2 separate regions of the Homo sapiens genome follow, and region 2 is linked to region 1. A link is an interaction called in ENCODE POLR2A ChIA-PET data of the cell type or tissue named here. Cell type or tissue: PC-3. All regions are shown on one strand. Links, peaks and the distances in the headings refer to the core of each region. The heading gives the core; the rest is flanking DNA. Region 1 overlaps SLC16A5 (solute carrier family 16 member 5). Region 2 overlaps GRB2 (growth factor receptor bound protein 2).

Region 1 (4,384 bases), core at 236-4,235:
AGCAGGTAGCAGCTGAATGAGGAGGTGGCGGGAGAGGAGGAGAGTGGCTGGAGAGGGCAGTTCCAGCTGGAACTAGCCAGGTGGTTTCAAGGGCACGAGCAGGCCTGGATTCTGATACCCACCTGCCATGGACTGGCCATGTGGCCTGAGCAAAGCCTGATCCCTCTCCGTGCCTCAATTTTTTCCCCTACAAAGTGAGGATTCAGAATGGGCGATGTTTGACCCTGATGAGGATTCCCTGAAAGGTGGAGCAAGACCCTGAACTACACAGACCTGAGGCTGCTCATTCTATCCGGGTGAAACAGGATTGGTTCATGAGTTTACCTCCCCCACTTCGCTGGGGGTCTGTTGGTGGGAGGAGTCGGGGCAGTGTTCCAGGACATCTAGACTACAGTGTGCACCTTCAGATCCTGTTTTACCTGCCCCATCCCCACACCCAACATCCTCAGGAAGACTGGCTAGATCCCTCCCACCCTCCCACCACCTTCCCAGCCCTACAGCTGAGGGGAACCCTGGGCCCCTCTGCGCCTCCTTGCACTGGCCTCTGCAGACAATCAGGCAGGGTAGGTTCTCCCCTCCCACACCACCTCCAGCACCACCAAAGTCTGCACCTAGAGGTTTGGCTCAATGTGGAGGGGGGCCTGTTCCTTGCCTGGCTCCCAGCTGCTTTCTCACCAATCCACACCCCAAAAAAATAGAAAAGAGCTGCAGACTGCTCCTTGGCACCTCACAGGGGCCCCATTCACCCAAGCACATGTGGAGCTTCTCTAACTTACTCTCCGAGAGTGCAACTAAAGGGACAGGGAAGTGTGTGCGCATGAGATGCTTGTGTGTGTCTGCGGTGGAGGGGGGATGTGTGGTGTGAGCCAGTGTGAGTATAAAAGTGACAGAGTAGGCTGGGTGTGGTGGCTCACGCCTGTAATCCCAGTACTTTGGGAGGCCGAGGTGGGTGGATCACTTAAGGTCAGGAGTTCGAGACCAGCCTGACCAACATGGTGAAACCCCATCTCTACTAAAAATACAAAAATTAGCCAGGCATGGTGGTGCGTGCCTGTAATCCCAGCTACTTGGGAGGCTGAGGCAGGAGAATCGCTTGAACCTGGGAGGCAGAACCCGATGCGCTCCATCCTGGGCGACAGAGTGAAACTACATCTCAAAAAAAAAAAAAAAAAAAAAAAGTGATGGAGTGGCCATGCGTGGTGGCTCACGCCTGTAATCCCAGCACTTTGGGAGGCCGAGGCAGGTGGATCGCCTGAAGTCAGGAGTTCGAGACCAGCCTGGCTAACATGGTAAAACCCCATCTCTACTAAAAATACAAAAATTAGCCAGGTGTGGTGGCGCATGCCTGTAATTCCAAGCTACTAGGGAGGCTGAGGCAGGAGAATCGCTTGAACCCGGGAGGTGGAGGTTGCAGTGAGCCGAGACTGTGCCACTACACTCCAGCCTGGGTGAGAGAGGGAGGCTCCATCTCCGAAAAAAAAAAAAAAGAAAAAAGCAAGTGACAGACTAAGTGAGCAGCCCGTCGCAGACATAATCAAGCAGAGGCTGGTGGCCCGGCGTCTCTGCCCCTGTAGAGGGGGAGGTGGCTCTGGAGAGGACTGACCCACAGAGCTTCCTCACGCCAGAGACTCTGGCCTGACTTAGGGAAGTTGACATTGGGGAAAGCCCTTAGTCACAGGGGTGGGGGTGGGGACTGGGCTGCAGGCCAGAGCTGCATAGCTGAGGGTGGTGTGGCCGGGCGGGACACAGGGTGTTTCCTCTGCCGTGAACTCACTCTTCAGCCTTGGGCAGGTCTTGTGTTCTGTGCCTGCTTGCTTTCCTTACCTCTAAAAGGCGTAGGTAGGGGCAGGGGCACTTGAAAGGATCAGTGAAAGTATCCATGATTCATCGTGTTTAAAAATTTCTACAATACTGTGGTCAGGTGCCGTGGCTCATGTCTGTAATCCCAGCATTTTGAGAGGCCCAGGCAGGTAGATCACTTGAGCCCAGGAGTTTGAGACCAGCCTGAGCAACATAGTGAGACCCCGTCTCTACAAAAAGTAAAAAAATTAGCTGGGTATGGTCTGGGCGTGGTGGCTCACACCTGTAATCCCAGCACTTTGGGAGGCCAAGGCCAGCAGATCATGAGGTCAGGAGATCGAGACCATCCTGGCTAACACGGTGAAACCCCGTCTCTACTAAAAATACAAAAAATTAGCCAGGCATGGTGGTGCGCACCTGTAGTCCCAGCTACTCAGGAGGCTGAGGCAGGAGAATCGCTTGAACCTGGAAGGCGGAGGTTACAGCGAGCTGAGATTGCACCACTGCACTCCAGCCTGGGCAACAGAGCGAGACTCCATCTAAAAAAAAAAAAAATTAGCTGGGTGTGGTGGTGCACACCTGTGGTCCCAGCTACTCGGGAGGCTGAGGTGGCAGGATCGCTTGAGCTTGAGAGGTTAAGGCTGCAATAGGCTGTGATCATGCCACTGCACTCCAGCCCAGGTGACAGAGTGAGACTCTGTCTCAAAAATAAGCAAATAAATAAATAAACATAAAATAAAATGTCTACAGTACTCTGAATGAGCACGGGCTCATACACGTGTATGTGTACATGAGAGAGATGGCCAGCCAGGAATCCCATGCTGATGGAGATGCTGAGATGCCTGCTGGGGGTGGTGAGCCGCAAGTCAGCTGGGGAGTAGGTTCCCCGCCGGGTGCCCGGTTCCTAGCCCCTGGCCCAGGAACCCTGCTCTGCCTGTGTGAGAAGCAGCCCTCTGGGATTCCCACTCCCTGCCCCAACCCTGCAGGCCAGAGGCCATGTGGCAGATTCAGAGCTCACCCAGGAGGGTGGCGCTTTCTCCGAGCCTCACCTCCCTCCCAGTTTGAGGGCAGGACCTGGAATAATAGGCAGGCTGCTGGTGGCAAGTGGAGGGAGTAGCCAGGAGGTAGCCGGGGAGATGGGCAGCTGCGGCCAGCAGACACACGCCTGCAGAGGCCTGTGGGCCATCAGCTCGGGCTGCTGTCCACCGGGCCCCTCCGAGGCCGGGGTCTCTGCAGTCTCCCTGGAGAGCTCCCAGGAGCTGAGGGCAGGTCCCTGTGTCCACGGCGACTGCAGAGAACCCTCCCTCTGCCCTGCTCCCAACGCTGGGGTCAGGGTGAGGCAGTCACACTCCTGGAAAAGCCAGCCAGGAACATGGGCCTCTGAGGCCTATGGTGACAGAGCCAGGAGAAGGGGCAGACAGGGGCTGCCTTCCTCCCTCACCCCCACTTAGCAACCTCCTCTCTGCAGGGAGTCCCGGGAGAGCTGGGGCTCCTGCCTTGTCCCCCTCTTGTTCCTGGTGTCTTTTTTTTTTTTTGAGACAGTTTCACTCTTGTTGCCCAGGCTGGAGTGCAATGGCACCATCTCAGCTCACCGCAACCTCTGCCTCCTGGGTTCAAGAGATTCTCCTGCCTCAGCCTCCTGAGTAGCTGGGATTACAGGCACCCGCCACCACGCCCAGCTAATTTTGTATTTTCAGTAGAGACAGGGTTTCTCCATGTTGGTCAGGCTGGTCTCAAACTCCCGACCTCAGGTGATCTGACCGCCTCGGCCTCCCAAAGTGCTGGGATTACAGGCGTAAGCCATCGCGCCCGGCCATTCCTGGTGTCTTCCTTGCGTCCCCTTTCCTATCCTGAAGCCACTCCCTGCCCTAGTGAGGGTCTCCAAAATATTAATAATTCACAGCCGCATACATTTCCCAGCTCCCAGCACCTCCAGGGAAGACAGTGGTCTTCCCTGCTATTCCATGTGGGAGCTGGGCAGGATGCCGGGCATCACCCTCAGATTGCAGAGGAAGCAACCGAGGTTCAGAGAGACCAGCCAGCTGGAAAGCAGGAGAGTCTTGGTGGGCTGGCCCCAGCGCTCTTCCCAGCCTGGCACTGAGCGCCCCAGCACACCTACGCCTGTGTCGGAATGGATCCCACAGAAAGGACGCAAGGCTCCGCCTGGCTTTGCAACCCAGGCACCTCCCCACTCTCTCCCCGGCTCCAGCCCAGTCCAGCTGGATTCCAGCCAGGGGCCCCTGGTGAAATCTGGTGAAACCTTAGGAATTCACCCAGGAGGCAAAGCCTGTGGCCTCAGAGAGAGGGAATCAGAAGGCCAGGGAGGTTGTGGCTTCCCCGCAACCCCTAGGACTTTCTCATCGGCCCCTCCCTAGGCCGCTCACCTGCCATGTGGAGCACAGCCGTGAGGATGGAGGGGAACCAAGAGGTCTCGCTGTTGCTGGCCTGGAACTCCCATTGCAATTCAGTGAAGAAGATGCCGATACACGTGGGGAAGCCCAGGGTGAGGCCCTGGGTCACCATGGTGGCCAGCAGCACCACCCAGGCCCAGCTGCCATCTGCACGCTCCAGGGCCTGGGGCATC
Region 2 (4,384 bases), core at 211-4,210, 270 kb before region 1:
CCCTGGCTTTAGCCATTACCTCGAGAGTCAGTCTGAGCATCACTTTTAAGCATTCATTCATTGAGTGTCCCTGTCTCTTAGTACTGTGATGGTCCATGTTTTGAGTAAGTAATGCCATCCTTCAAGCAAAGGAACATATATATGCTTTGAGTTGTTTTTCTGGTAGTGGTAGGTACATTTGCATCAGAGTCAGTAAGTTCTTAAATACCATCAGCCATAGTCAAAAACAGTTTTTTTTTTTTGAGACGGAGTCTCTGTTGCCCAGGCTGGAGTGCAGTGGCACGATCTTGGCTCACTGCAGCCTCTGCCTCTCTGGTTCAAGCAATTATCCTGTCTCGGCCTCCTGAGTAGCTGGGGACTACAGGCATGCACCCCCACACCCGGCTAATTTTTTTTTTTTTTTTTTTGGTGGAGACGGTTTCACCATGTTGCCCAGACTGGTCTTGAACCCCTGACCTCAAGTGATCAGCCCGCCTCGGCCTCCCAAAGTGCTGGGATTACAGGTGTAAGCTACTGCGCCTGGCCCAGAAACAGTTTTTAACCAGTGCAACTCATACCCATCCATCCAGAGTCCTTGTCTCAGTCTCACATTCTGATCTAACAGCTGAGCTCAGAGCAGCAAAGGAATAAATGGGAGTTTTTCTCAATATAAGGTTGACTATGCCTTCTTATATTTTGCCTTCTTAAATTTTCATATCTTTGGCTCATGGACTGTGGTGTAAAGAAACCTTCAATTTTCCTATAACATTGTGCTGCTACTCCTGTTCCAGCTTAAAATCATTTAAATACGTTACTTTTGATATGTCGCATTGTGAACTCCTAGGTTAGGAATGTCTAGGGGTAAGTTGATGCAAAATGAGGATAATCATTAATTATTAAATTTCTAAGATGTTCTTTTTATATACCAAAGCTGTGTTTTAGAAGGATGACTTTGAGTAGTGTGGATTGAAGTAGGGGAGAGGCCAGATACAGAGGACCTAGGCTGGAGCCAGCTTATCTGGGTTCAAACTTTGGCTGTGCCATTTGCCATGATCATGATGTTGGGCAAGTTTTGTTCTTTTTTTAAACTTCTTTGTGTCACAATTTCCTCACTGGAAAAATGGGGATAATAATGGTCCTTGACTCATTAGATATTGTGAGGATTAAACTAACTGAAATATGGAAGCACTTAAAACAGCAAGTATATGAGAAGCAGTTTTGTTTCAGGCAAGCTGATGGAGTATGTTAGTGGAAATGGAAAAGAGTCATATTTATCTGGGTGCAGTGGCTCACACCTATAATCCCAGCACTTTGGGAGACCGAGGCAGGAGAATCATTTGAGCCGAGTTCAAGACCAGCCTGGGCAACACAGTGAGACTCCGTTTCTACAAAATAAAAATAAAAAAATGAGCCGGGCATGGTTGCATGTGCCCGTAGTCCCTGCTACTCAGGAGGCTTAGGTGGGAGGATCTGGGAGGATCATTTGAGCCGGGAGGTTGAGACTGCAGTGAGCTATGATCTCACCACTGCACTCCAGCCTGAGTAACAGAGCAAGATCCTATCTTTAAAAAAAAAAACAACAAAAAAAAAAACAAACGCCTGACGCAGTGGGTCACGCCTATAATCCCAGCACTTTGGAGGCTGAGGCGGATGGATCACGAGGTCAAGAGTTTGAGATCAGCCTGGCCAAGCTGGTGAAACCCCATCTCTGCTTAGAACACTCACACAAACAAAAATTAGCTGAGCACGGTGGGGGGCGCCTGTAATCCCACCTACTCAGGAGGCTGAGGCAGGATAATCGCTTGACCATGGGAGGCGGAGTTTGCAGTGAGCCAAGATCGCATCACTGCACTCTAGCCTGGGTGACAGAGTGAGAGACTCTGTCTCAAAAAAAAAAAAAAAACAGCTGAGCACAGTGCCTCTTATCTTTAATCCCAGCACTTTGGGAGGCCAAGGCGAGTGGATCACTTGAGGTCAGGGGTTCGAGACCAGCCTGGCCAACATGGCAAAACTCCGTCTCTACAAAAAGTACAAAAATTAGCCAGGCGTGGTGGCGAGTGCCTGTAATCCCAGCTGCTCCAGAGGCTGAGGCATGAGAATCGTTTGAACCTGGGAGGCTGAGGCATGAGAATCGCTTGAACTTGGGAGGCAGGGGTTGCAGTGAGCCGACATCGTGCCACTGCACTCCAGCCTCAGTTACAGAGTGAGACTCCATCTCAAAAAAAAAACCAAAACAACGAAAAAAATCTAAAGAGTATTTTAAGAGAAGAAATAACAGGATTTAATGATTAGATGAGACATTCTGTTTAGCCAGAGGATTCCAGGGCTTTGAGGCCGAGGAAATATTGGTGTCATTAACAGAAATGAGTAAATTAGGAATTATCTAATTGGAGAAAGGAAGATACTGAATGCTAAAACCATAGGAAAAAGTTTGACTAAAAGTACTGTGGATAGTTTAGAATCTTTGCCCACTGCTGTATCAAGTAAAGAATAAAGGGCTGAACTCATTTCTCACAAGGTAACTTCTTTATGCATATTTCCCAGCAAGAAGCAGCCTTAACCTTGAGAAACATGAGTCACTTCTGAGGCTTTACTGCTCTAGGCAGTTTCTACCTCATGATCTCCCTTAAAAAGAGGGTAACGGCCCAGCTCAGTGGCTCATGCCTCTAATCCCACCACTTTGGGAGGCTGAGATGGGAGGATCACTTGAGCCCAGGAGTTCAAGACCAGCCTGAGCAACACAGCAAAACTCTTACCTCTACAAAAAGTTTTTTTAAAAAATTAGCTGGGTGTGGTGGTGCACACCTGTAGTCTCAACTACTCCAGAGGCTGAGGTGGGAGGATCGCTTCAGTCTGGGAGGTCGCGGCTGCAGTGAGCCATAATCACGCTACAGCACTTTAGCCTGGGTGACAGAGTAAGACCCTGTCCTGAATAGGGGGAAAAAAAGAGCAGTGGGTCTGATTATAACCTTTGTGACAACACTAGATCCCATTACCATAGACTTTCTGAATTGGTTATAGTAAGCCTTAATTTTATTTGTGCCTCGTAAGAATAGTGTGGCCCTATAAATGATAGATTTGAGTGAGAATTCCCACATCTAAATTGTAAGACCCTCATGTACTGAAGCCTCACGTATTTTTCCTTTTTTTTCTTTTTTGAGTTTTTGTTAGTATATATCACAGGAAATTTTACCTGGGAACCTTAAGCTTATTGGTGATCTAGTTATTAGAGATTTAAGAAGTATTTTTCGTTTTCATTGGCTTATTTCAGGGAAAAAAAATTTGTTGGATTACTTTCTTGTTTTTTGAGCCAGGGTCTCACTCTGACACCCAGGCTGGAGTGCAGTGATGGGATCATGGCTCACTGCAACCTCCACCTCCTGGGCTCAGAGGTGATCCTCCCACGTCAGCCTCCCAAGTAGCTGAAACTACAGGCATGCACTACCACACCCGGCTAATTTTTGTTTGTTTTTTTGTGGAGATGGGGTTTTGCCATGTTGCCCAGGTGCCCAGGCTGGCTTTGAATTCCTGGGCTCAAGTGATCCGCCCGCCTCAGCCTCCCAAAGTGCTGAGATTACAGTGTGAGCCACGGCAGCTGGCCGTTTTTTTTTTTTTTTTGGAAGCTGATCTCAAACTCCTGTGTTCAAGGGTTCAAATGATTGCCTGTGCCAGCCTCCCAAAGTGCTGGGATTACAGGTGTGAACCACTATTCCTGTCCTGGGCATTTTAAAAGTAGAGACCATACTGTATATAACTTGCCTTTTAGAAAAATAAACATTTTCCCATTGTGTTAAGCCACTGTTATTTGCAGTTAACAGAATGTGTTATACTAGCCTACACAGTCGAGTTATGTGTGTATTGGCTCACATAATCGAAACGTTGAAAGGTAGTATAGAGATCAGATAAGATTTGATCAGGGCTGAAGCTCAGCATCTCCATGATTTTTTTTTTCCAAGTTCTGCTCTGAAATTTGTAACGGCTGCAAGGTATTTCATTATATGAATGCACTATAAATAAATATTTAACTGTTCTACTACTGGACATTGTAGGGTGTTTCCTTTCTGCCTCCCGCTATTAAAATAATGCTTAGGTAAACATCCTTGTTATGTTTACATGTGTTTTAAAGGAAGAGTAAGACTTGATATGTGATTAGGTACGACTATGAAAGAGAGGAAAGAGGAGAAATAGTGTGAAAAATGGTATTTCTACAGGTAGAAATGGGCAATTTCAATAGAAGGGAGACATGGGCAGCTGATGGGTTGGGTTGGGCATGCTGAGTGTGAGTCCATTCCTCTAGCCATTCTGTTCATCTTTTTGGTGCTCCTGAGCAACCCCTGGGCACCCACTGGTTATTAATTGTTTCTAACCACTTCTATTTTATCTTTTAATGACTCATTGTACTGGC

The links. ChIA-PET counts read pairs that join two places held together with the same protein. Peaks named below come from ENCODE experiments on the same cell type or tissue, not always from the same donor. Only the 100,000 strongest peaks of a DNase experiment are listed, where the experiment ranks them.
Region 2: POLR2A ChIA-PET joins it to region 1 with 14 read pairs; 1 of 35 experiments calls an interaction of 5 or more read pairs at or near these places.

What each region holds. Positions count from the first base shown.
Region 1 is chr17:75,093,636-75,098,019 of GRCh38, reverse strand. SLC16A5 (solute carrier family 16 member 5) reads right to left here. Exons shown (of 7, transcript NM_004695.4): 3 at 4,185-4,384. The coding sequence starts at 4,383. Among named protein-coding and RNA genes, the nearest start is that of SLC16A5, 7.9 kb to the right of the region's middle. RefSeq lists enhancers at 3,670-4,242, 4,243-4,384. In PC-3, for the core only: no CTCF peak of the experiment used is centred there; a DNase peak (open chromatin) is centred at 1,749; H3K27ac peaks cover 1,886 bases.
Region 2 is chr17:75,365,714-75,370,097 of GRCh38, reverse strand. The region is part of intron 2 of GRB2 (growth factor receptor bound protein 2); the gene reads left to right. Among named protein-coding and RNA genes, the nearest start is that of GRB2, 38 kb to the left of the region's middle. In PC-3, for the core only: no CTCF peak of the experiment used is centred there; a DNase peak (open chromatin) is centred at 2,557.